5 separate regions of the Homo sapiens genome follow, and all the other regions are linked to region 5. A link is a loop called in an ENCODE intact Hi-C map of the cell type or tissue named here. Cell type or tissue: MCF 10A. All regions are shown on one strand.

Region 1 (5,000 bases), 210 kb before region 5:
GTGTAAATACCCTCACTATGGCCAGTTTCAAGCTAACAAAATGATGTCACTAAAACTGGAGTTGGGAAAGATGTATACAGTCAGCTCCCATGAGCTGATAAGGTAGGCTGCAGCATACAAGTGGTCTTTGCTTTCTTTTCAATATAATTTGATCTAATATATTTTAGTCCTGAAAATTACTTTCTTGACTTGTTTTTAGCTTTATGAAAAGCACGTTATACTTTGCATCATCTCATTAGGCTTAGTTTTTACATTTGCTATTATATTGCTAAGATTCACCTATAACCTTGCTCTTCACTATAGTTCATTCATTTTGACTCATATGAATATGCCGCAGTTTATTCATTCACTCTTTTCAGTGCATATGTGGGTTGGTGCCATGTTTTTCTACTGTTTGGTGCTGTTGAAAACACTTTTGTATTTATGTCTTCTGATATGTGTATGCAAGAGCTTCTCCTGATGTAAACCTAGGAGTGGAATTGCTGAGTCATGTATGCAAGAGCCTCTCCTGATGTAAATCTAGAAGTGGAATTGCTGAGTCATGGGATATAGGAATCTTCAACTGTGAGATAATGCTGAACTGTTTCCCAGTGGTTTATAGTACTTATGCTCCCATCAGTAATTTATAAGTAATCCTATGAATCCATACCCTCGCTAACATTTTATATTTCTAGACTTTTTATATTTTGCTAATCAAGTGGATATAAAGCTATGTATCATTGGATCCTGATCATCAATGAAGTAAAATATCTCTATATGTTTATTGGTCATACATGTTTCTTCTATTAAATGTATGATCATATGTTTTGCTCATTTTCTATTGGCTCATACAGATTTGTGGTCAATGTAAATGTTTGGTTTCTCCTAGGAAAGGATTTTCACTGTTCCACTTACTGTCTTCTAGCTACTGGCAGAACTTTCCAACTCTTTAGACAAGCCATGTTGTCTGAGGTCTTCCTTCTAGGTACCTCTGCCCCCTCTTTCCCTTGACACCTTTCCCAGGAGCCAGGTCACCAGCACCTTCCCTAGGGATACGTTCCGTATGGTGTGTACCTAGGCATAGAGGTGCTCCCCTCCCTTTGTACCGAGTCTTACCCTGTTCATTCATCAACTGAAACACCGTGGAGAACATGATGGCATTCAACATTTACAGGAAATGTGATAGGATTTTATTTTCGTGGTCCTGGTCCAAGGAGGACAGAACACAAATTTGGAGTGGATGCTATTCAATGCTGTTGCCATCCTCCCCTAAGGTAATGTGTTCATGCATAACTCTCTACTTGGCTGCCTCTTGGTTATCTTTGTCTTGAGAGCCCAGCATGATGACAAGAAAGAGAGCCAATTGCTGAAGTTTATTATAGGAAGTACACAGTGGTTATACAACTGTCTTCATATGTACCTCTAGGATTATATGTAGATCTATTCAAGAACACATGACTAATGTGGCAGAGTCAGGGCAAAATTCTAGGTTTTATAATTTTCAGGGAACTTTCCATGTTCACTTACCTCTTTAGGCCCAACTCTATTGCCATTTCGTGGGTCTCAAACACTACACCTCCTCCATACTCCACACTCACAGTGCTTCTTTTCTTTTTCTCCCCCTACCCATCCCCTGCCCCACCCCCTGCACACACACTCCCAGATGTCTCAGTCAGGAAAGCTGTGGTTTTCCATTCTCCACGCCTCCCTTCTCAGCACTCAGTGGGCCTGCTGGGGTGGAGGAGCAGCTGCAGGGGTTCTTGCCGCGGTCTCTGATCCCCTCCTGGCGCTGTGTCTCTAGCACTGCAGATGTAGAAGCTGCTGTCTTCAGGATGGGCACTGGTCACTGTCAGAGCGGAGAAGGTCAGGTTTGGATGGTTGATGGGAAACTTGTCCTTCTTGACGCCTTGCTCGTATGTGACCTCGGAGCCCTCATTGGAAGTTGCCATCAGCATGAGGCTCTGTTTCCGGAGCTGACGATACCAAAACATAGTTGTGGCCTGAAAGTCCAGGGAACGGCACTCGATGTTCACAGAGGTTCCACTCTTACAGATAACCCTGCTCGGATGTTGAGAGACGACAGCACTAAGCCCGGAGCCTGCTGAAACAGAAGCCAGAGAGAGGAGAGCCCAGTGGGAGCCGAGTCAGACAGGATGCCAGGCCGAGCTCAGCCTCCCTCCCTCCCCGTGCTCCCAGCTCCTGGAGAATCCTGTTTGTTTTGTGCAATCTTCCTGTCATCTCCCTAGGGCTATAATCCCCTATCTCCTCTGACTGGCGGCTCTCACCTTACCCTTTACACCTCTAGAGAGCAGGGCCGCTCCCTCTCCCTTCGATGAGCATAAACAATCCACATTGCCTGGCCACCGCTTGACCATGGCAACACACGCACATGCCCACCCAAGCTCCCAGGTAGAAGGAGGCTCATACCTGGCCCCAGAAGCAGCAGAAGCAGCAGCATCTTCCGTGATGGCCCCACACCACCTTCTCTGGGGAGAGTTGTGACCACTGTCTCCATTCACCAGCGAGGAGGGATGACTGATCACAGAATCCCAAGGATGCTCTAGTCTGCCCCCTGGTGGTAATCTTTGCTCATGACCCGTGTTACATCCATCTCTCTGCCTGTCAAAGAACCATACAGGTCGGCGAGGTGGCTCACGCCTGTAATTCCAGCACTTTGGGAGGCCGAGGCGGGTAGATCACAAGGTTAGGAATTCAAGACCAACCTGGCCAACATGGTGAAACCCCGTCTCTACTAAAAACACAAAAATTAGCCAGGCGTGGTGGCGGGCGCCTATAATCCCGGCTCCTCGGGAGGCTGAGGCAGAGAATTGCTTGAACCCGGGAGGCAGAGGTTGCAGTGAGCTGAGATCGTGCCACTGCACTCCAGCCTGGGCGACAGAATGAGACTCCGTCTCAAAAGAAAACAAAAAACCCATACAGTGTCTAAAGTGGCCTAAAGATTTCCCAATTCAACTTCCAAATTTATTAAAGATACACTGAGACGTAGAGCATTGCAATGACTTAAGCGAGTTTCTTGTAAGGAAAGGAGTGTATGTTTGGGTAATGAATGGCATTGGAGTCTGCTGCTTCTGTTTCATATCCTCAAAGTAATTACACCAAGACAACTCATGGTTGTTAATCACTAGACCTACAGGTTGGCACTACCATAAATATTGATAATGCCCAGGCCAGTGCCTCGGCTGGAAGTCCAATGTTTCTTCATAATCATGTTGAAGCCACTTCGTCATTTTCTAAATGAGATAGTTACCTCGTGAGTATCTCATGACAATTTCCCTCACATATAGATGGACTTAATTCTAAACATTCTAATAACATTTCTCGATTTAGCTTGTATGTTTCTGTGTTAATCACTGTTGAGGTTGTGAGAATAATTAGTTACATTTATTCTCTTGTAATGGAGGTCATACTAAGTACTGGACAGTGAAACTAGTTTCTAGGAGGCATAAGAAATTCTTTGATTTGAACATGCTGGGATACTTGTTTTAATGGATTGACGTTGAAAATGTGTAGCAATTACAAGGAGCTGGAAAGTTGTTTTGAAAGCCCTATGTTTTCATTTTTATAACAGCCTCCCAATTGTGCTTTCATTTAATATTTAGTTCTACTTCTCTGGCATAGGTAGCTAGAAAAGATAAGATTAAGACTTCGCCCATCATATTATGTTTGTGCAATAGTGAAATCATTTTATAACAAATATAGCTATTGCATTATGTTAATATTGACATATCTATTGAAGGGCATCTGTATGCTCCTGTGGCTGCATTTTTATTTCTTGGGTATGTTGGGCCTCATTAAAATGAGGCCACTTCATACTGTAACTGTACTTTTTCTGCAAAGAGTAAGTAAGGACAGCTTGCTATGGGTGACCTCTGGCCCAATATTATGATATGTCTGGGAGGGAGTGGCTGGAAGACCTTCAGATCGGAAGAAAATCTTCCTATTTATTTTGAGAAACACTAATTGTCAGGTACAGATGGTCTCATGATGGTTCAATGACTTTTCAGCTTTACAATGGTGCAAAAGCAATATGCATTTCAGTGTGCTCCTTGACTTATGATGGGGTTATGTACAGATAAGCTGGATATTGTAAGTTGAATTATGATGTTTTCAATCTATGCTGGATTTATCAGGATATTACCCCACTGCAAGTCAAGGAGCATCTGGATATTCCTGTGGTGTTTTATCACTGTGTCAACCTAGCTAAGCAAGGAATGTGTTTCAGATAACTTTTTTTCCTAGTATGGTTCTGGGTTAGAGTTGAACATGAGGGAAGAAATGCATGAAGTTTGTAAGGGGAAAGTAAAACAGCTGCCACTGAGTTCTGAAGTCATCACTGGCTCCAGGCAGTGAGGAGTAGCATCAAAAGTGCCAGTGAGTTCCAATTTATGCTGACTTTCCCCTGCTTCACATCCAGCTCTTTATACCGACTGCCAGCCCTGCTGACCAGGAGGGACTACAGTCCCACTACCAAACTTGTCTGAGAACTCACAGGGCTGTTGGCACATAGAGTCAGCCATCTTCCATAGATTCCTACACCAGCCCCTTCAGGGTTCCATGTAGTGCATGGATATACCCAACTTAATGCAAAACTTAATGCAAAGTCCAGTTCATCCACCTTCACCAGAGCTGGTTAGAGTTGTGTTTTCTGACCCTTTTCAAACTTTCACTTATCCATCTTCTCTCCAAATTGTGTCAGGCCTAATTCCTATAATATACTCTTTTGTTCCTTAATGCTCATGGCGGTTTTTCTTCCTTGACACTTCCATTTGTGTTATGGGTTTGCCATAGCCCAAGCCATACATTGTCAACAGCTAGTATGTGCTATGACTTTTCATTTTTTGAGACTACTTCAATGCCATCTCTTAAAATTAGTCAATGTGACCAGTTTTCTTGGTGTCTGGGGGACTTCAGTATCCATGAGAACTGTTGGAAAAGGAGATAGAAGTTAGAGTCAGAGGCATGGGACCAAAGGGCTGTGGCACAAGAAAAGCCATGGTATT
Region 2 (5,000 bases), 320 kb before region 5:
ACCTCCTAGGTTCATGCCATTCTCCTGCCTCAGCCTCCTGAGTAGTTGGGACTATAGACACCCGCCACTGTGCCTGGCTAATTTTTCGTGTTTTTAGTAGAGACGGGGTTTCATCATGTTAGCCAGGATGGTCTCAATCTCCTGATCTTGTGATCTGCCTGCCTCGGCTTCCCAAAGCTCTATTTCCATTCTTATACATTGTGAGTGGGAATAAAAAATGGTATAGCCAGTCTGGAAAAGTTTGGCAGTTTCTTACAAAGTTAACATGTATTTGTCTTATAACCCAGAAACCCCACTTCCTAGAGAAATGAAAACTTAATGCTCACATAAAAACCTGTGTATAAATGTTCTATTGATAATTCTATGATTATTTGATGTTTTATTCATAATTGCTCCAAGCAAATGTCCTTCAACAGGTGAATGAACAGGTAAATGCATAAAGAAGTTGTGGTATATCCATACAATGAAATACTACTCAGCAGTAGAAAGGAATGAACTATTTACACATGCAGCAACTGAGCACTTTCCAAGGCATGATGCTGGAGGGTGGGGGAAGGAAGTAGTCTCAGAAGTTTACGTACTGTATTTCTCATTTTTGAGAAGATAAAATACTGATGAAGGATAGACCTGTGGTTGTCAGGAGTTACGAGTGGGAGAGGCTGTGATTATAAAGGGAAAACATGAGGGAGTTTTTGGGGGTGTGATGGCACTATTTTGAATCCTGATTGTGGCAGTGCTTATGTGAATCTATACATATGTTAAAATTATAGAACTGTACACCAAAAAAATAAATTTTTGTGTGTGTATATATATATATATATATATATATTTTTTTTTTGATAGGGTCTCATTCTGTTATCCAAGCTGGAGTGCAGTGGCACGATCATGGCTCCCTGCAGCCTCGAGCTCCTGGGCTCAGGTGATTCTCCCACCTCTGCCTCCTGAATAACTGGGACTACAGTCATGTGCCACCACGCCTGGCTAATTTTTTGTATTTTGTAGAGATAGGGTTTCACCATGTTGCCTAAGCTGGTCTCAAACTTCCGGGCTCAAGTGATCCACCTGTCTCAGCCTCCAAAGTGTGTGAGCCACTGTGCCTGGCCTGTCTGATGATTTAAAGAATAAAATTAATAAAATTATAGAAGATGAACATTGGATTCTGATATGGGCCTCCAGTTCCTCCTTGCTAAGGTGAGGCTGATGATCTGTAATCTATGCAGCCATTATCAAAATGCTGACCCAGTATTGTGCCTCAATTCTGAGGCTTATGTATTTTGATCTGCTTTCTTGCTTTAGATCCATTATGACTGAGAAAGACTTCTTAAATTTTGCTTTTCCATCCCAGAAATGACTGATTCCAACCTTTCTCCCCAGCTGCTCAGCATGGGCCTCCAGCTGTGCTCTGCACACTCTGATAGCAGAGAGCTTTTATTCACCCCCATTTTTGAAATATAATTTCCATACAATATAATGCATAGATCTGAAATATATAATTCAATGAGCTTTGGCAAATGTATACAGTGGTGTGTTCATACATGTTTTACAACTGGCTCTCTGGTGGGATAAAAAAGCCCTGCTTTGTAGTGTTTGCCAATTTCTGGAGTATAAATATTTCCACCGTGGTGGATTCCAAGCTATCAATGTGATGTTGACTGGCTTGCAGACATCCTGAAAAATTAACAGTCCACTCTCTTGATGGTGCCAGCGGGCTTCAGCACACCACTGCCTGTACATAACTGTGCAATCAGCACCCAGATCAACATTCAGGACATGTCCATCACCCCACAAGTTCCCTAGTGCCCCTCTGCAGTCAATCCCCACGCCTATCCTGTGCGGACAACGATTCTGATTTCTACCACCATCAATTAGATTTTCATATTCTAGAACTTCATGCAAATACAGTATATTTTTTGGCCTGACTATTTTTGCCTCAGATTTGAGAGTCCCTCCTATGATGTTTATCTGGTTGTTTGTCTTTTTCATTGCCCAGTAATATTTCATTGTATGGATGTAGTATCGTTGATTCTCCTGTTAATTGGCATTTGGGTTGTTCAAAGTTTTGGGCTTTTCTGAATAATCTTGAAAGTACTTGAGAGGCTGTAAAAAAGAGGTTCTGATATTCCTGGCAAAACTTTCTGCTGGGAAGAGGAATAGATCCTGAAGCTTCAGATTTTACTGGCGATAATGAAAGAGCATCTTTGAAAGTGTGTAGCATGCGGCAGACATTCAATAAATGTTAGTGGAGTCTCACTTTGGCAGAATTCTGTTTCTAGGATCTGTGCCCAGAAATAGATCGTCTTTTACAGAAAGGTCAGAATCAACCATTCTAGAGAAAATTTAAAAATACCTCAGAGAGATTCTGTCTTCTCATTTGATAAATCCATTTCAGGAATATTTCACAATTCTAACAATTAGAAAAAAATGGCTATGTGATATTTTTATGTTATACTTTAAAGTCTACCTATTATATATATTATCTTACTTCATACACATTTAATTTTCATTTTATGCACATTGTTTTATTTAACTTTTGCTACAATGCTGCAAGGTAAATGTACTTCTACTTTACAGATAAGGACAAATGAGGCTTGGAAATGCTAAGTAACTTTCCTAGCTCACAAAGCTAGTAAGAATTTGATCGCAGTTGCCTGACTCCAAAATGCATGCGTTTTCCTCTGCAATGTGCGGCCCCACCATGTTCACACCTCACTACAGACAGGAAGCACATATTATTCAGATAATCGCTACCCATTTTCCATTCATCCTCGTTTTTCCAGTGAGCAAAACATCTTGTACAGTCACTTTCTTTTTTCATTTCAGAAGTACACTTTGAATAGGCTCAATATGGCCTGATTTAAGCAAGCAGAAGGAAAAATCCTTACAAAGTCTGTGTGGGCCAATCAGCAATGAGATGGAGCATTCGGCAGATGGCGCTGTTTCCACACGAGTGTAACGGCGGCCACAAGCGTTCTGCCGCCAGGGGGCGCCGCGTTCCGCCGGAGAAGCGTGGCTACCAGATTCGCGGCCCAGCACGGGCTGCAGGGCCCACGCCTCCTTGGCGGTGCGTTCTTTCCCTCCAGGTGGGACGCTGCAGGCCCAGCAGCTCCCTGTGCCTCCAGATAGCCAGGGCTCTCACGTGGATAGGCTGCTGGACCAAGCTCAGTCCAGCAGGCCGGCTTCAACAGCTTCTGCTCAGCTATCCCGGACAGCACAGGACTGTGCAGAGCCTCCCCTAAACCTCATTCTTTTCAAGGGCAAAGGGAAGCACAGCAGCGTTTGCCTTTTCTTGCCAAGTTAGCACGGAGGAAGTTTCATCAGGGAGAGGCAGGGGCCTCAGAACAGGGAGGCCGCAGGGCGGCCTCGGCAGGTGAGTGCTGGCAGCCCGTGGCCTGAGACGTTAAGCACTGTGGGGAGAAATGGAGAAAGAAGCTCCTTGAACATTAGGCCCACTCCGGTGTGTGAAGCAACTGGCCCTTGAGATGAGAGCAGCCTGGTCTTCCCTTCTTGGTGAGGCTTGGGCCTTTTACATATTCCCACACAATGGAAATACGCAACCACTTCCAACTGGGTCCCAAATTCTCAAATGTCTCGACTACAGGACTCTAGGGACACAGCCTCCTCCTTAAGGATTTGTGAGATGTCTGTAAAGAAAAGGAAAATTTGTGAACCTTCTCAGAAGAAGCCACAAAAGAATACTTAGAGGCAAAAAATTACTCAGGCTGACATTTGAGAGGCTCTGGTTCACTGGTTCAGGCCCCCTTCCCAGGCTGACAAGGGTTGAGAGGCTCTGGAAGGACAGAGTCCACGGGAGCTGTGCTCTTCTGCGAATTCCGTCCAGCCATATTCCTCCACACCTGCAAAGTGGTGGAGAATGTTCTCTGCTTCACTCCACCCCAACTTGGGCATTGGAACAATGACTTCCTCATTGGGTTTTGGTAGTTTTTCCATTATGTTTTAATTTTGCCCTTTATATGAAGTGCTATATTTTGTTTTAGAATAGGCATTACATTGGCTCAAAAATCAATTCACACAGAAAGGTATACAGTGAAGTCTTACTTCCACCCCAGTTACAATCTCCTCCACATATGTGCACAGCTAATTCATTTTACTAGTATCTAGGGTACCCTTTACCAGAGTTTCTTTAAGATACTGCAAGATAGCTTAATCGCATTGCAATCTTGCATACCAAATTATATGCAAATTATGCATATAATTATGCAGACCAAAGTCTGACAGGTGCAGACCCTTGCGTATTCTCACTGAGTGTCTCCTGGGCTGCTCCTGCTGACAACCCCCTCTCCTCTCTCTATGTGATCTAGATCCATTTGAGAATCCTATGAAAGCTTTGGACCTTTCCTGAGGAAAATGCACCTAGGCACACACCTATACACATTGGCATTCAATTTTGGTGGGGGTTATGGGCTCTGTGAAGCCCATCTGTACCCTTGGTGATCACACCCCCCTTCTAAACTGTTATCTATTTAGAGCTCTGGGCAGGCACTTGGCTGAAAGCATTATGCTTCCTTTCAGAGGGAAGTTTCAGCAGGGCAAAGCCTGTATTACTGATCTCTGCTGTTTACAGAGATCTCAGTCTCTCCTCGGACCGAGGGGCATTGGTGCAGTGGAGCTGGGACCTGAGCTGGATCCTAGCTCTTAGGTAGAGTCCTGAGACTTTCATATGTCCTTTCCACAAAGTGAGTCTCACGAACAGACCTTATCCCGGAGGGTCACGGCTTTTTTCACAGAGATGGACATTGAGAGATAAGCACCCCAGGAACTACACAATTACAGTTGGGAGGAATATGGTGAAGAAAAACACCGGGGCCAGGACATCTTGTGTCACAAGGAGGCCTCCCAAGAGAGTGACATCGATGTGACGGTGTGTCCTTCAAGCCTGGGTCCAACTCCCATGTGGGGAGTGGCTGCCTTGGTCCCCAAGCCCATCATCCTGCAGGCAGTCCCTCTGACCACAAGGGGGCCTGCTGGAGCCTGGCCTGGCC
Region 3 (5,000 bases), 110 kb before region 5:
TTTCTGCATGTTTGTTGTGAGTTATCAGGAATTATTGTTGGATTTTGCCAAAATTCTTTTATGTCTTTTGACATGATTCTATTGATTTTCTACTTTATTTATATGATGTACAATGTTCGTTGTGTTTTAGATAGTAAGCCAAATTTGCATTACTAGTATTAATTCCAGAGACATGTAGTGTATGATCGTTTTACATACTGTTGGATGTAATTTGCATCCAGGTTGTTAAATACATTTGGACGTAAACTTATGAGAGATATTGTTTGGCACTTTCCTTTTCTTCTGATGTCTCCATCCTGCTTTGGTATCAAGCTAATACTGGCTTTCTAAAATGTTTTGGCATATCCTCTCTTCTGTATTTGCTGGAAATGTTTGTGTATGACTGGTATACTTTCCTCCTTAAATGTTAAATGGAATTCATGGGTTAAGGCATCTAGCACTACACTCTTCTTCAGGGGGAATATATTTAATTACTAATTCAATTTTTTTTTACTTTATATACATCTATTAAGATTTTCTATTTGTTCTTTAGTCAATTTTGCTACTTAATGTCTTTATCGGAATTTGCTTATTTCATTTATGTTGCTAAACTTGTTGACATTTGTTGTTCCTCATAATATCTTAAATTCCTTTAAAATTTCTGTTGAATCTGTTGTGAGGTTCTATCTTTCATTCTTTTTTTTTTTTTCTCAGACAGAGTCTTGCTCTTGTCACCCAGGCTGGATCCAGCATCCTGCTACTGGATATATAGATAAAAGAGAAATATTATATCTTTGAGATATGGAATCAACCTAAGTGCTGCTCTAAGCATACAAGTGCAGATATCTTTTTTATATAGTATGTCTCCTTTATGTATATATTCAGTAGCAGGATTGCTGTATTCCATATCTTTATGATAGCAAAGATATGAAATCAATCTAAGTGTCCATCAATAGATGATTGGCTAAAGAAAATGTGGTATGCATACAGTGGAATACTATTCAGCCATAAAAACAACAAAATCCACAATATTCTCATGTAACAAATCTGCACATGTATCCCTATGTCTAAAATAAACTTCAAAATTTTAAAAAGAATGAAATTATGTCTTTTGCAGCAACATGGATGGAAATGAAGGTCATTATCTTAAGTAAAATAACAGAAACAGAAAGTCAAATACTGCATGTTCTCACTTATAAATAGGAGCTAAATAACACATACTCATGGACACAGAGTGGAATAATAGTCATTGGAGGCTCAGAAGGGTGTGTGAGTCAGAGGGGTGAGGGTTGAGAAATTTCATAGTGGATATAATGTGCACTCTTCAGGGAATGTTTACACTACGAGTCCAGACTTCACCACTACCCAGTATGTTCGTGTAACAAAACTACACTCGTACCCCTTAAATTTATACAAATACAAATTAAAACATGCATCAGAGAGGACCTTAATTTTTTTCTCTTTTTCTCTTTCTTTCTTTCTTCTTTTTGACAGAGTTTTGCTCTTGTCACCCAGGCTGGAGTGCAGTGGTGTGATCTCAGCTCACTGCAACCTCTGCCTCCCGGATTCAAGTGATTCTCCTGCCTCAGCCTCGAGAGTAGCTGGGATTCCAGGCCTGAGCCGCCACTAGTAGAGTTGGGGTTTTAACATGTTGGCCAGGCTGGTCTTGAACTCCTGACCTCAGATGATCTGCCTGCCTTGGCCTCCCAAAGTGCTGGGATTACAGGCGTGAGTCACTGCGCCTGGCCAAAATCAGTTATCAATTAATTTTTAAACATGTAACTAGCAGGGGTCCCAGTAGTGGGGGGACCATTATTGCATGCTTTGAAATTTGAGGGTCCCATTCTGCTTATTAATCTCTAGGGAGCAAAAAACAAAACAAAAAAAACAGAACAAACCAAAAAACTCTACGATGCCTATCAGGGAATGTTTAAGATTTGTACCAGTGTTCTGTGTTACAATGTGTTTGACACAGAATTTTGTTTTACTTGATGGGCAGGCTGTGATCTAATTGCCTAGTTGTGACCAATTTTTCCCTAGATGCATAAATTTTTTTCTGAGACTAGCTGACCACTAGGGGTCACCTTGCCTGCCTGTGTACTGGTTAATTAATCCTTACCCAACAGACTTTTCCTTCCAAGACTTTTTCTTCCAAGACTGTCCTAATAGCTTTTTAATTTTTTTTGTTTGTTTGTTTTTGCTTTTGTTTTTTAGACAGAATCTTGCTCTGTTGCTCAGGGTGGAGTGCAATGGCATAATCTCGGCTTACTGCAACCTCTACCTCCCAGATTCAAGTAATTCTCCTGTCTCAGCCTCCTGAGGAGCTGGGACTACAGGCGTGCCCACCATGCCCAACTAATTTTTGTATTTTTTCTAGAGAAGGGGTTTTCCCATGTTGGTCAGACTGGTCTGGAACTCCTGACCTCAGGTGTTCCACCCGCCTCGGCCTTCCAAAGTGCTGTAATTGCAGGCATGAGCCACCACACCTGGCCCCTAATGGCTTCGAAAGGGTTGACTCAGGCCCACCTCTATAGAAAGTAGATTTTGCTTTCAAGAAACATTTAGGGCCAGGTGCAGTGGCTCATGCATGTAATTTGGGAGGCTGAGGCAGTAGGATCCACTGAGGCCGGGAGTTCAGGACTGGCCTGGGCTACATAGTGAGACCCTGTCTCTACGAGATACAAAAAAAAAACAAAAAATTAGCCGGGTGTGCTGGCATGTGCCTATAGTCCCAGCTGCTGGGGAGGCTGTGGTGAGAGGATCACTTGAGCCCAGGAGGCCGAGGCTACAGTGAACTATGATTGCACCACTGCACTCTTGCCAGGGTGACAGAGCAAGACCCTGTCTAAAAATATGTATATATTTTACACTAGTTCCTTATCAATTTTTTAAATATGATTTTCTGCATAATCCTGGCAATGTCTTTTTTTAAATCTATGAACATGAACACATAACATTCTGATTGATTCTGTTAACATAATTTATTACATTAATGGATTTCCAAGTGTTGACTCTCACTTGCATTTCTGGCACAAAAGGCAGTGGGATTATGATGTAATGTTGCAATGTGCTCACACAGTGGCTTCTAGTGCTGACACAATGGCTTCTAATATTTAAAAAGTCTACATTTATATTCACATGTCCTATACTTTTGTAATACATGGCTCAAACCAGGGTAAGATCTCATATCACCTTTATGCACCCTTCCTGAAAACTATTGGGAAGATTGACTAAGACTTGAATAGTTTAGGTAGCGTCAGGTTATCAGTTAGTTTACTAGTAGAATTTCTCTCTGGATCATATGAACTTGGTGCTTCTGTGTATTTGAGGGACTCTGATAAATGTCTCTTTTTCTTTTATAAATATTGTACAATTTAGAATCTCTATCTCTCTAGGGGTAAACGTTAATAAAATATATATTTATAGAATATATAACATCTACATTTGATTAATTTACATTGGAATGCCCAACATTGTTCCCATTTATTTTTCATATCAGTATTTGACTTCAAGTTGCTGTTTGCACTGTAATCTGTTCACATATCCTTCTCAAGTTCCTCGCATGATCCCGTCTCTCCGTTCACAGTGAAATAATAGTTTGGCTCAGGAATCTGAGGATTAACAGAAAATTGGGTTTTCTGTAGGGGACCATCTCAGGAAAGCACAGACTCCAGTAAAACATGTGCACTCTGCTGCCAGCCCCTAGTCTAGACTCACCCCTTCCTGCTCCCTCCCTAGGAGCCCCTTCCTGTTGCCTCCAGGGATTATGGAAAGCAACAGCCTCTGCCAAACACTCTCATCTTGCTAGAGATGCCCACTAGAATGTGGGGAAAAGAAAGAGAGATCAGACTGTTACTGTGTCTATGTAGAAAGAAGTAGACATAAGAGACTCCATTTTGTTCTGTACTAAGAAAAATTCTTCTGCCTTGAGATGCTGTTAAATCTGTAACCCTAGCCCCAACCCTGTGCTTGCAGAGACATGTGCTGTGTTGACTCAAGGTTTAATGGATTTAGGGCTATGCAGGATGTGCTTTGTTAAACAAGTGCTTGAAGGCAGTATGCTTGTTAAAAGTCATCACTACTCTCTAATCTCAAGTACCCAGGGACACAATACACTGTGGAAGGCTGCAGGGGCCTCTGCCTAGGAAAGCCAGGTATTGTCCAAGGTTTCTCCCCATGTGATAACCTGAGACATGGCCTCGTGGGAAGGGAAAGACCTGACCATCCCCCAGCCCAACACCCGTAAAGGGTCTGTGCTGAGGAGGATTAGTGAAAGAGGAAGGCCTCTTTGCAGTTGAGACAAGAGGAAGGCATCTGTCTCCTGCTCGTCCCTGGGCAATGGAATGTCTCGGTGTAAAACCCGATTGTATGTTCCATCTACTGAGATAGGAGAAAACCACCTTAGGGCTGGAGATGAGACATGCTGGTGGCAATACTGCTCTTTAATGCACCGAGATGTTTGTGTATGTGCACATCAAAGCACAGCACCTTTTCTTAACCTTGCTCATGACACAGAGACCTTTGTTCACATGTTTTCCTGCTGACCCTCTCCCCACTATTACCCTATTGTCCTGCCACATCCACCTCTCCGAGATGGTAGAGATAATGATCAATACATACTGAGGGAACTCAGAGACTGGTGCTGGCACGGGTCCTCCGTATGCTGAGTGCTGGTCCCCTGGGCCCACGTTTCTTTCTCTATACTTTGTCTCTGTGTCTCTTTCTTTTCTCAGTCTCTCGTTCCATCGGATGAGAAACAACCACAGGTGTGGAGGGGCTGGCCCCCTTCACAGAAAATTGTACTTGTTTTTGGTAATTGGTAACTGGGACAAAGTTTATTGAAATATCTTTAGCTCCCCAAATGTGCACTGTCATTGTTGCCACAGGTGAACTGCTCATTGCAGTGATGTGAAAAGGTGAGGTCACAGGACACAAACCCATATCTGAGACCTGGATGCCTCCCTCCACGCACTCACCCACTGGCTGTCCTGAGCATCACCCTGCACCTGTTGTCCCAGCAA
Region 4 (5,000 bases), 49 kb before region 5:
CACCCACCTCCCAAAGTGCCTCCCAAAGTGCTGGAATTACAGGTGTGAGCCACCACGCCTGGCTGAAATTTCTTTTTTCTTTTCCTTTTATTTTATTTTATTTTTTGAGACGGAGTCTTGCTCTGTTGTCTGGGTGGAGTGCAGTGGTGCAATCTCGGCTCACTGCAACCTCTGCCTCCCAGGTTGAAGCGATTTTCCTGCCTCAGCCTCAGCCTCCTGAGTAGCTGGGACTACAGGTGTGCACCACCACGCCCAGCTATTTTTGTTTGTTTGTTTTTAGTAGAGAAGGGGTTTCACCATGTTGGCCAGGATCATCTCAATCTCTTGACCTCATGATCCGCCCGCCTCAGCCTCCCAAAGCGCTGGGATTATAGGCGTGAGCCACTGCGCCCAGCCACCTGTGAGCTTTCTTTTCCTCCTCCATCTCTGGTCCTGACCCCTCATCCTCTTAAGCAACCCTCTCCTAGTTCCAGAAGCTTTCCTGCCAGTGAGGATGGAGATAGGAAATCAGAAAACCTAGGGGCTCCAGGCATCCTGAGGTGTGAACCAGAGCCCTCCAGACCCCCTAGGCCTGTCACAGTGATGACTGGTCTGTGTCAACTCCATATCACTAACTCCCTTCCCCCTGAGGCTGGCATGGGGCAGGCCCAGCAGTTTATCTCTAGACCTCGCAACAGATGCGCATCTCCTATCTCTGGTTTTTATAAACACGTGACCCAGACCCACAGCCTGGCCCAGACAGGGGCACACAAGGAGATGCACACATGAGCCTCCCAAGTAGCTGGGATTACAGGCGTGTGCCACTACGCCCAGCTAATTTTTGTATTTTTAGTAGAGACGGGGTTTCACTATGTTGGTCAGGCTGGTCTTGAACTCTTGACCTCGTGATCTGCCCGCCTTGGCCTCCCAGAGTGCTGGGATTACAGGTGTGAGCGACCACGCCCAGCCTAGTACAGTTTTCAAAGCCGGAAACATACAATCTTCTTTGATTCTTACAAGGGCCCCACCGGGAGGTGGGGGCCCCCTTCAACTGAAACCTCCAGGTGACAGATGAAGACACTGAGAGAGACTCTGTGGGGGTGGGAGAAGAGAGCCATCTAGGTGACCTTACTGTTCAGTGGCCAAGCCAAGCCTGGAGCTCAGATTCTGGGTGTGCAAGAGAGTTTTGTCCCCATCAGCCTAGTCCCTAGGACTCTGCACTCTTAGCCTCTAGGTCTAAGCCTCCATCCTATCGCTCTGCTGTCTCAACATGACCCTTAGCTGTCCTAAACCCTCAAAGGCTGCTGAGGGCAGGTCAGGGACACCAGGCTGTGAACCCAGAGTCCCCAGGGTATGGGTCAAAGGTTGATTCTTCTCAAGGCCCAGCTGGACATCCAGCTGAAGGTGCCCAAGGCTGGCGGAGTTTGTATTCATGGGCTCTCCCCCAGGTCACCCATTTAAAGATGGAAGTAGCTGCGTTGGCGCAGGAGGAGGAGTCTGGGGACACTCTTAATAGGGCAATTCATCTCAGCTCTCTGCTCCTGATTCCAGTCCACAGCCAGCTCCCCACCCTTGAAGCCTAGATGCAGGAACAGTTTTCAACAGTGGCCTAAGAGTGGGAGCACACTCTGGAAAGCAGGGTTGAGCATGGAGGGACTCAATGGGGTTCTGTGCCCGGGGTCCCTGCTCTCCCTGTGCCTCAGACCTGTGGCTCCCTAGTCTTTCTGCCCTGTTTACCTGTCCTCCCCATCCCTATGGGGTTTGAATCCCGGATCAGCACTCAGTGGCTGAGTGACCTCAGCAGGTGACTTCTCTCTAAATCTCAGTTTTGTCATCTGTGAAATGGGGAAAATACACTCATTTCTGGGAGCTGTTTTGCAAAGTGGGAGGAAGTGCTTCCTAAACTAGAATATGTCTGCATGTCTGCTTTGCTCTGCCCCTCCCCCACCCCACTCCAATGCTCTGGAAGAGATTAGGGGTTTGGGGGTACTCTAGAGTGAGTAGCTTCCTATGTCTCCACCCCCACCTCTGACTCACTAACAACAAGGAAGGCCCAGGTCTCTTTCTTTGCTGGTTCGGGCTGCTCCCATTCAAGCAGAAAGAGTTTGGGGTCAGGAAATGAAAGGTGTGGCACTCCCACCCCTTAAAAGGGCCCCAGCCAGCCCCTCTGGTCCAGCAGGCTGAGACTTGCATCCTTAGCCCTTCCCTTGCCTGGGAACCCACTCCTCCAGCTCTGACCTTAAAGAAGTCATGGGCTCCCACGGGGTGGATGGGGATGTTCAGGCCCCTTCCCTGGCTCAGCTCCTCCCACCCAGGTGAGACACAGGCCTTGCTCAAGATGCCCTGGGAGGAGGGGGAACCTCCTCATCAGCCTCCTCCCAGAGCACCCAGGAGGGCTGGCTCCCAGCCTGCACTCAGCCCTGGCTCTCCTTCCCAAAGCACAAGCGGAAGCCCTGAGGACCCTGGGCAAGCTGTGACTCAGAGGGCTGGGGCCTCACCAAGCTCAGTCTCTTCTCTGTGGAGCCATGCTTTCTTCCGCCTTTGGCTCTAGGGGGCGCCAACCACATTGACTACAAAGGGAATGCTGCTCCCAGGGTCGCAAAATGGAGCAGTGGGCTTCTGCCCCCCCGAGTCAGGCCAGTCCGGTGCTTCTGCACAGGCATCCTCAGATCCTGACCCCTTTCTGTCCCAGGTGACCCAAGGAGGGCTGACAGGAATAAGGGGCCCATGGAAAGTACTGCATCCTTCCCCTTCCTCCAGCCAGAGTCCTCTCACATCCATTAAGAAGAAGCACGAAGATCTACCCATGTCTTCTCAGTTCCAACTCTAGCCACTCCAATGTGTATGTGTACGTATATGTATGAACATGCGTGTACACATGAGGTATGGACATGAATGAGTTTGGTGAGAGTTCACGGAGTCATGGTCCTGAAGGTTGGGCCCTGATGGAGGGGGTGGGGAACAAGGACATTGAGACCCAGCCCTTGTTCTGCTAGCTAAACCATGTGCCTTGGCATGCAGCTGCATTGACTGGAGGGGGTTGCAAAGATACTCTATGGTGAGCTGCAGTCCAGGATTATAGATAGACACATACATGCATGCATACATGGGTGAGTACAGGTAGCTGCATATGTATAAATAAATGCTGCTCAACGTATATAAGACAGACAAATCCATAATTGTGTGTGTAACTAGCTACTTCCTGGTGCAGCCCACGAGAAAACCCATGTGAGGTGAATGCAGACAGATGTGTGTGCAGGTTGCTTTTTTGTTTATTTGCTTTTTGAGACGGAGTCTGTCTCTGTCGCCCAGGCTGGAGTGCAGTGGTGCGATCTCTGCTCACTGCAACCTCAGCCTCCTGGGCTCAAGCGATTCTCTGGCCTCAGCCTCCCGAGTAGCTGGGATTACAGGTGCCTACCACCATGCCCGGCTAATTTTTTTTTGGCGAGGGGATAGAATTTCGCTCTTGTTGCCCAGGCTGGAGTGCAATGGCACGATCTCGACTCACTGCAAGCTCTGCCTCCCGAGTTCAAGCGATTCTCCTGCCTCAGCCTCCCAAGTAGCTGGGACTACAGGCGCACACCACCACACCTGGCTAATTTTTGTATTTTTAGTAGAGATGGGATTTATCCATGTTGGCCAGGCTGGTCTCGAACTCCTGACCTCAGGTGATCCATCTGCCTTGGCCTCCCAAAGTGCTGGGATTATAGGAGCAAGCCATCGTACCCGGCCTAATTTTTGTGTTTTTAGTGGAGACAGGGTTTTACCATGTTGGCCAGGCTGGTCTTGAACTCCTGAGCTAAAATGATCTGCCTGGCTTGGCCTCCCAAAATTCTGGGATTACAGGCATGAGCCACTGTGCCCGGCTCCAGGCCAGGTTCCTTTTTTTTTTTTTTTTTTTTTTTTTTGTGATGGAGTCTCGCTCTGTTGCCCAGGCAAGAGTGCAGTGGCGCCATCTTGGCTCACTGCAAGCTCTGCCTCCCAGGTTCATGCCATTCTCCTGCCTCAGCCTCCCGAGTAGCTGGGACTACAGGCGCCCACCACCACACCCAGCTAATTTTTTTTTATTTTATTTTTAGTAGAGATGGGGTTTCACCTTATTGGCCAGGATGGTCTCGATCTGCTGACCTTGTGATCCGCCCACCTCAGCCTCCCAAAGAGCTGAGATTGTAGGCGCGAGCCACCATGCCCGGCCTCCAGGTTGCTTTTATAAGGGAAGAGGAAAAGAAATAAAAAATAGAAGTGTGTGTAGTGTCTGCTGGTGAAAGAGCTTCCCCTGTTTTTCTCCCCTGCTCTGGTTCCCAGGCTAGATTTGGATGCCAGCAGACCCAGGATGGGACAGGGTGACAATGGGGTGTTGTGGGCTGGGTTTCCCTATTTTCTTTCGGTGTTGAGGAGTCCCTTGCCAGTTTCTGCCCTGTGCTGCCTTTGCAGCTCCACTTGAGGCAGGGATGGGCTGGATGCATATTATAGGGTGGGAGGAAAAGGGGGCAGCATGGCAGGGGTGCTCTACCACTCCCATAGCCTGTGATCTGGGCCCTGGCACCAGGAGTCTATGGTTCTGTCTTGAGTCACAGGCTGGCAGTGGGGCCAGAGGGCAGGTACTCAGTGATGGCTCCCTGATTCACCACGGGGCCTCCCAGCCTATAGAGGCCTGGAGGGTAGGGTGCATCTTTCTGGGTCAAGGGTCATTAGAGTCCTCATGTGGGGGTTCTATATATGTGTGAGCCCATGGCGAGGCTCTCATGTGAATGGGATCCCTGATCATGGGAGCAGAGCTCAGTGTCTATAGGCAAGTGTGTGACTGCAAACCACAGGGTGTGTGTGTGTGTCTGTGTGTTTGTGTGTGTGTATGCGCAAGCACCTGCATGTATGTGAATCTACTTCATGTGTATGCTAAACCCATCTCTTTGGGCATGAACCACCTCTGGGACTGGGAGCCCTTATTTCCTTTCTTTTCTTTTCTTTTTTAACATGCCTATCTAGGCCAGGTACGGTGAATCATGCCTGTAATCCCAGCA
Region 5 (5,000 bases):
AAACGCTCATCAATAGAAGGATTCCTTATTATATAATCTCCATCAGGTGGAATGCTGTACAACAGGCATGAGGTGGACATGGACCTACTGTCATAGAAAGATATTCTTAACAAATGTTTGAATGAAAAAAGTATTTTAGACCAAGTGCGGTGGCTCACGCCTGTAATCCCAGCACTCTGGGAGCCCGAGGCGGGTGGATCACCTGAGATCAGAAGTTTGAGACCAGCCTAGCCAACATGGTGAAACCCCATCTCTACTAAAAATACAAAAATTAGCTGGGTGTAGTGGCTCATGCCTGTAGTCCCAGCTACTCGGGAGGCTGAGGCAAGAGAATCACTCGAATCCGGGAAGTGGAGGTGGCAGTGAGCCAAGATTGTACCACTGCACTCCAGCCTGGGTGACAACAGCGAAACTCTGGCTCAAAAGATAAAATAAAATAAAAAAGTATTTTGTTTTATTTTTATATATTTATTTATTTTGAGACAGAGTCTTACTCTATCACCCATGGTGGAGTGCAGTGGTGCCATCTCAGCTCACTGCAACCTCTGCCTCCTGGGTTCAAGTAATTCTCCTGTCTCAGCCTCTTGAGTAGCTGGGATTACAGGCACCTGCCACCATACCTGGCTAATTTTTGTATTCTTAGTAGAGACGGGGTTTCACCATGTTGGCCAGGCTGGTCTCGAACTCCTGATCTCAGGTGATCCACCAACCTCAGCCTCCCAAAGTGTTGGGATTACAGGAGTGAGCCAATGCACCTGGCTATATTTTTATTTGCTAAAAATAAAACTCTGTGTGTGTGTGTGTGTGTGTGTGTGTGTGTGTGTGTGTGTGTGTGTGTGTAGGTCCTGGACAGTCACAGTTTAAGCATCAAGAGGGCCTGAGTTTAGACCAAAGGTATACCAGGTATAAGGTTGTGGCAAATATTGTTTCTTTGAAATTTAAATTTAACTGGGCATCTTATATTTTATCTGGTAACTCTACTCAAGCCCATCCTATGAAGAAAGGACCCCGGGTGTCCCCTCCCTCTCTGCCCCCCAACTATCTCCACTGGCTCAGAGACCCAGAGACCCCCCGCCGCAGGCTCTGTGCAGACTAACATGCTTCACAGCTCTGACCCAAACTCCCACCTTGGTGGCCCCTTTAGCTGCCTCTCTTCTCTCTGCAGTTGAACTTTCTGCCTCCTCAGCCTCTGCTTCTTCAGTGCTGTTGCCACCCTCTATCCCCACCAGCTCATCCAGGCAGCTGTCTGCAAACACCTGCCTGGCCAGCCCCTCCCAGCACCCAACTCTGGGGCAACAGCCCCCTACTGGCTCCCATCAGCCTCTGGGCAGCCCTGTGTCTGGGTTTCCAGCTCCTTCCACACCCACTCCTTCTTCGTCATCCTTCTTCCCCAGAATCCTGGCCCTGGCCCTTGCCTCACTCCCTGTGCTTCTTGGGCAGCCCCAGCAACTCTAGTGCTGAATGTCCAGGGGCTGATATCTCCTCTTCTCTTTCTCCAGCTAGACTCCTCTCCCCAGCCCAGGCCCAACTGCGCCTCTGCCTGCTGGATGCCCTGGGGCCTCAGGGACCTCAGGTTGACCCTGTTGCTCTTCTCTTTGTTTAGAACCCTTTGCAGGCTCCTCAGGCCCTCGGGTTAAAGTCAGAACTCCTTGGCCTGGCTGACAAAGCCCTTCATGGTCTATCCCTGCCCACTTCCGCAGCCCTCTGCAAGTCACTCGCAGTTCCCAGGTTTTCTCACAATCCCATCAAGCTTCAAATGCCCCGGTGCCCCATCCCCCTGCTCGTTTTGGAAAACTCAGTTCCCACGTCACCTCTAACGGAAGACCCTTGTACCCCTCCAGCTTGGGATAGCCCCGTCTGTATTCCTTCCAGCCTATCTGGTGTGTCCTAAGTCACCTGCTGCTTACCTGTCTCTGCCGTGAGACAGATGGGACTGTGTCTTCTCCACCTCTCAGTCCCCAGGGTCAAGCCCTGTAAAAGAGCTTAGAGCCTGATCTCTGACCCCAGCATGGATCCCAATTCCCTCCCTCACCAACCTGACACCAGCCCATTCCAACTCTGCCCAAGTGCTGACCTCATCCAAGACCCCAGATCCACTTCTAACATGACCTCATCCCGGCCCTGGGAGCACACATGGGAAAGGAAAAAAGGCAGGACTCTCCCATTTCCAAGCGTGCACCCCTCCCTTCCTGAGGAAGAAAGGCTGAATCTTGAGCCCACGTAGAATCTGCAGAGGGAGGCCGGGCGCAGTGGCTCACACCTATAATCCCAGCACTTTGGGAGGCCGAGGCGGGTGCATTACCTGAGGTCAGGAGTTCGAGACCAGCCTGACCAACATGGTGACACCCCGTCTTTACTAAAAATCCAAAAAAACTAGCTGGGCTTGGTGGTGCATGCCTGTAATCCCAGCTACTTGGGAGGCTGAGGCAGGAGAATCACTTGAACTGGGAGGCAGAGATTGTGGTGAGACAAGACTGTGCCACTGCACTCCAGCCTGGGCGGAGCGGGACTCCGTCTCAAAAAAAAAAGAATCTGCAGAGGGAAGTTAGTGCCTTACAGAGGGCTTCTGACTAGGAAGCCCCGGGACTGTGGCCGACCCCTTCCTCTCCCTGCCTCACCCCTGCAGAAAGATCTGCAGAAAAAGCTGGAAGGGGTGGGAGGGTGTGTGCAGGGGTGGGGACTGGGGCTATGCAGGTTCCAGACCTGGTCTTTGGCACCCTCTACAGGACAGTTCCATTCCCAGACCTGAGCTTTGGACAACTGAATCTTATGCCCCTTCCCACCCATGGAGCCTGGTGCCGGAAGTTCCCAGGACTTACCCACCGTCCACCACGCCACATAGCAAGCGTCCTCAGTGTCTGCAGACCAGAAACACCTCCCTTGTGTCTCAGCACTGGGCCACCTGCTGAAACCCCAAACTGCCTGCCCCATTGTTTGAGACCCAGTCAGGCCTTGGCTCCAAAAGTCCTCTGGGACTGCTGCTGGCCCCCAGGGTCTCTCCTGACTGCACCTCGGTCCCGGAGCTCCCACACCGCTGAGCCCCGAGCCCGATGTCCCGATCCAGCTCTGGGTCCTTTACGGGGGCCTTGCTGGCCTTTCCTAAGGGAGGTGTTTTCCCGAGGACAGGTGGACTGCTCCTCAGACTAGGGGCCCTCGGAGGGCCAGGCCTGGGCTTCTACCTCCTCTCGCAGGCTGGTGTTTCTCTGCAAATATGGCTCGTGTGTCCTCCTTCCTCTCAGACTGGGGGCCCCTGAGGACTGGGCCTGAGTTTCCCTTTCCCCCTTCACAATGGGGGTTCCCTGAGGACTGACCCAGGGCCTCCCCCGTCCCCTCCACCTGGCTGTTAATCTCCAACACTTCCACCTCCAGTCCTATTCTGCACAGCTCTCCCCAGCGCTGGGGGCTCAGAGGCCTCTTCAGCCTTCCCCAGGGCTGGGGCTCAGGGAGGGCTTCCTCAGGCGCTGGCCCCAGAGTCAGGCTGCACATTGGCTTGGAGGACAGGCCTTTCCTCTGGGACTGAGAGGCCCAGAGTGCCCACCCAGAGCTCCACCTCTGACCTCACAAAGGCCTGCTTCAGAACTCGGTCTCCACGGCACTGCTGGCCGGACGAGGGATGTTATTTTGGGCAGTGCATCTGGACTTGGTTCAAGTGGCACCAGCCAAACCCCTGCCTTACTGACCTCTCCCCTGGAGGAGCAGGAGCAGCGCTCGAGGCCGCCCTGGGAGAGCTGAGAGGCAGGCTCTGGACTGGGGACACAGGGATAGCTGAGCCCCAGCTGGGGGTGGAAGCTGAGCCAGGGACAGTCACGGAGGAACAAGATCAAGATGCGCTGTAACTGAGAAGCCCCCAAGGCGGAGGCTGAGAATCAGAGACATTTCAGCAGAGTGAGTGGGGCTCCAGGCAGGGTGGGGATGGGGCAGCCTCCTCAGCGCCCAGATCTGGAAGGGCCATTCCCTGGGTACCATACAGGGAGGAGGTGACTGAGGGATTGTTTGGGGAAGGAGCCCCGTCTGGGAGTGGAAGTCCCGGCTTTCTTGTTATGGTGCAGTCCTGTGTTGCTGTGTGACACAGGCACATACACCCTCTCTCTGGGCCTCAGTTTCCTTACCTGTAAGTTGGTTGTTGGGAGGACCAGCGGTAGAGCAGAGATGGCAGGGATGCACTGAGCTGGGCTGTCAGCAGACCATGGGGGTGGGACGAGGAGAGAGCTGAAGACCACCGGCAGTGGACCACAGCGGGAGGCGTGCAGGCAGGAGACGGGTCAGCTGCCGGCTTGCTGGAGTCATTCCTCCCACGCAGTCCCCTCCTGAGGGGCTGGAGCTGGGGCTGGAGGGTTTCGGCAGTCAGGGCTGGAGATAAGAGTCTGTGCTGGAGCTAGAGGGAACTGGGCTAGAGAATCAGGAGGACAGACAGGGTGAGGGGACTTCGGGCTACCTTCATGCTGTCAGTTAGAGATAAAGATAGGAGTACAAAGGGGAATTTTTGGGTGAGGTACACGGGTGAAATGAGTTTTCAGGGCCTCATCCTGTGTGTTCACCTTCTGTGTGTGTGTGTGTGCATGCGTGCATGTGTGTGTGTGTGCAGGTCCTGGACAGTCGCAGCTTAAGTTAGCAGCAAGAGGACTTGAGGTTAAAGGTATAGCACGCAAATATGAGGCTGGAGCCACTGAGTAGAGGCTGAGGGCATCTCCACAGTCCAAAGCCGGGCTGCAGACACGGAAGGTCAGCAGGAGCACTGGAGGGTCTGGCCTGGGGCTGGGGTCCTGGGGCCAGCATGGGTGGGGTGGGGCTCCAGGGCGTCGCCTCATTGGCTGAGCACCGCTCCTCCCTCCCTGTTCCTTGGCTGGGTTAAGGGAGTGGCACTAGCAGGAGCTGCCCCAGGGCTTCTCCCCTGGGGACCAAGGTCTGATGGAAGTGTGGGGCCAAGTTCTGTGTCCTCCAGCCCTAGTGACCTCTCTTTGGCTCCTCAGCATCTACAAATCTGAAAGACAAAACATGGT

The links. Hi-C counts contacts between places; a loop is a spot of excess contacts. Peaks named below come from ENCODE experiments on the same cell type or tissue, not always from the same donor. Only the 100,000 strongest peaks of a DNase experiment are listed, where the experiment ranks them.
Region 1: it touches region 5 in a loop (10-fold over the local background); 12 of 110 quality-filtered maps call a loop at or near these places.
Region 2: a loop joins it to region 5, with 16 times the contacts of the local background. A loop is called at or near these places in 11 of 110 quality-filtered maps.
Region 3: a loop joins it to region 5, with 10 times the contacts of the local background. A loop is called at or near these places in 16 of 110 quality-filtered maps.
Region 4: a loop joins it to region 5, with 6 times the contacts of the local background. A loop is called at or near these places in 54 of 110 quality-filtered maps.

Annotation. Positions count from the first base shown.
Region 1 is chr9:33,615,282-33,620,281 of GRCh38, reverse strand. It overlaps the pseudogene TRBV20OR9-2. Among named protein-coding and RNA genes, the nearest start is that of PTENP1-AS, 59 kb to the left of the region's middle. In MCF 10A, a CTCF peak has its summit at 2,562 (motif pointing left); DNase peaks (open chromatin) are centred at 511 and 2,551.
Region 2 is chr9:33,720,232-33,725,231 of GRCh38, reverse strand. UBE2R2-AS1 (UBE2R2 antisense RNA 1) reads left to right here. Exons shown (of 5, transcript NR_170204.1): 5 at 844-1,147. Among named protein-coding and RNA genes, the nearest start is that of PTENP1-AS, 45 kb to the right of the region's middle. RefSeq lists enhancers at 2,722-3,221, 3,222-3,723. In MCF 10A, CTCF peaks have their summits at 2,947 (motif pointing right) and 4,967 (motif pointing right); a DNase peak (open chromatin) is centred at 2,951.
Region 3 is chr9:33,514,639-33,519,638 of GRCh38, reverse strand. No RefSeq gene overlaps it. Among named protein-coding and RNA genes, the nearest start is that of ANKRD18B, 7.1 kb to the left of the region's middle. In MCF 10A, a CTCF peak has its summit at 2,054 (motif pointing right); DNase peaks (open chromatin) are centred at 1,258 and 2,048.
Region 4 is chr9:33,450,487-33,455,486 of GRCh38, reverse strand. No RefSeq gene overlaps it. Among named protein-coding and RNA genes, the nearest start is that of AQP3, 5.4 kb to the right of the region's middle. RefSeq lists enhancers at 2,410-2,539, 2,342-2,636, 2,362-2,875. In MCF 10A, CTCF peaks have their summits at 2,406 and 2,609; a DNase peak (open chromatin) is centred at 2,416.
Region 5 is chr9:33,401,258-33,406,257 of GRCh38, reverse strand. AQP7 (aquaporin 7) reads left to right here and starts at 3,690. Exons shown (of 8, transcript NM_001170.3): 1 at 3,690-3,885; 2 at 4,971-5,000. The coding sequence starts at 4,996. LOC105376020 (a long non-coding RNA gene) reads right to left here and starts at 4,737. Exons shown (of 3, transcript NR_188543.1): 1 at 4,436-4,737; 2 at 4,110-4,350. RefSeq lists an enhancer at 1,365-1,922 and a silencer at 4,473-4,767. In MCF 10A, a CTCF peak has its summit at 2,730 (motif pointing left); a DNase peak (open chromatin) is centred at 2,727.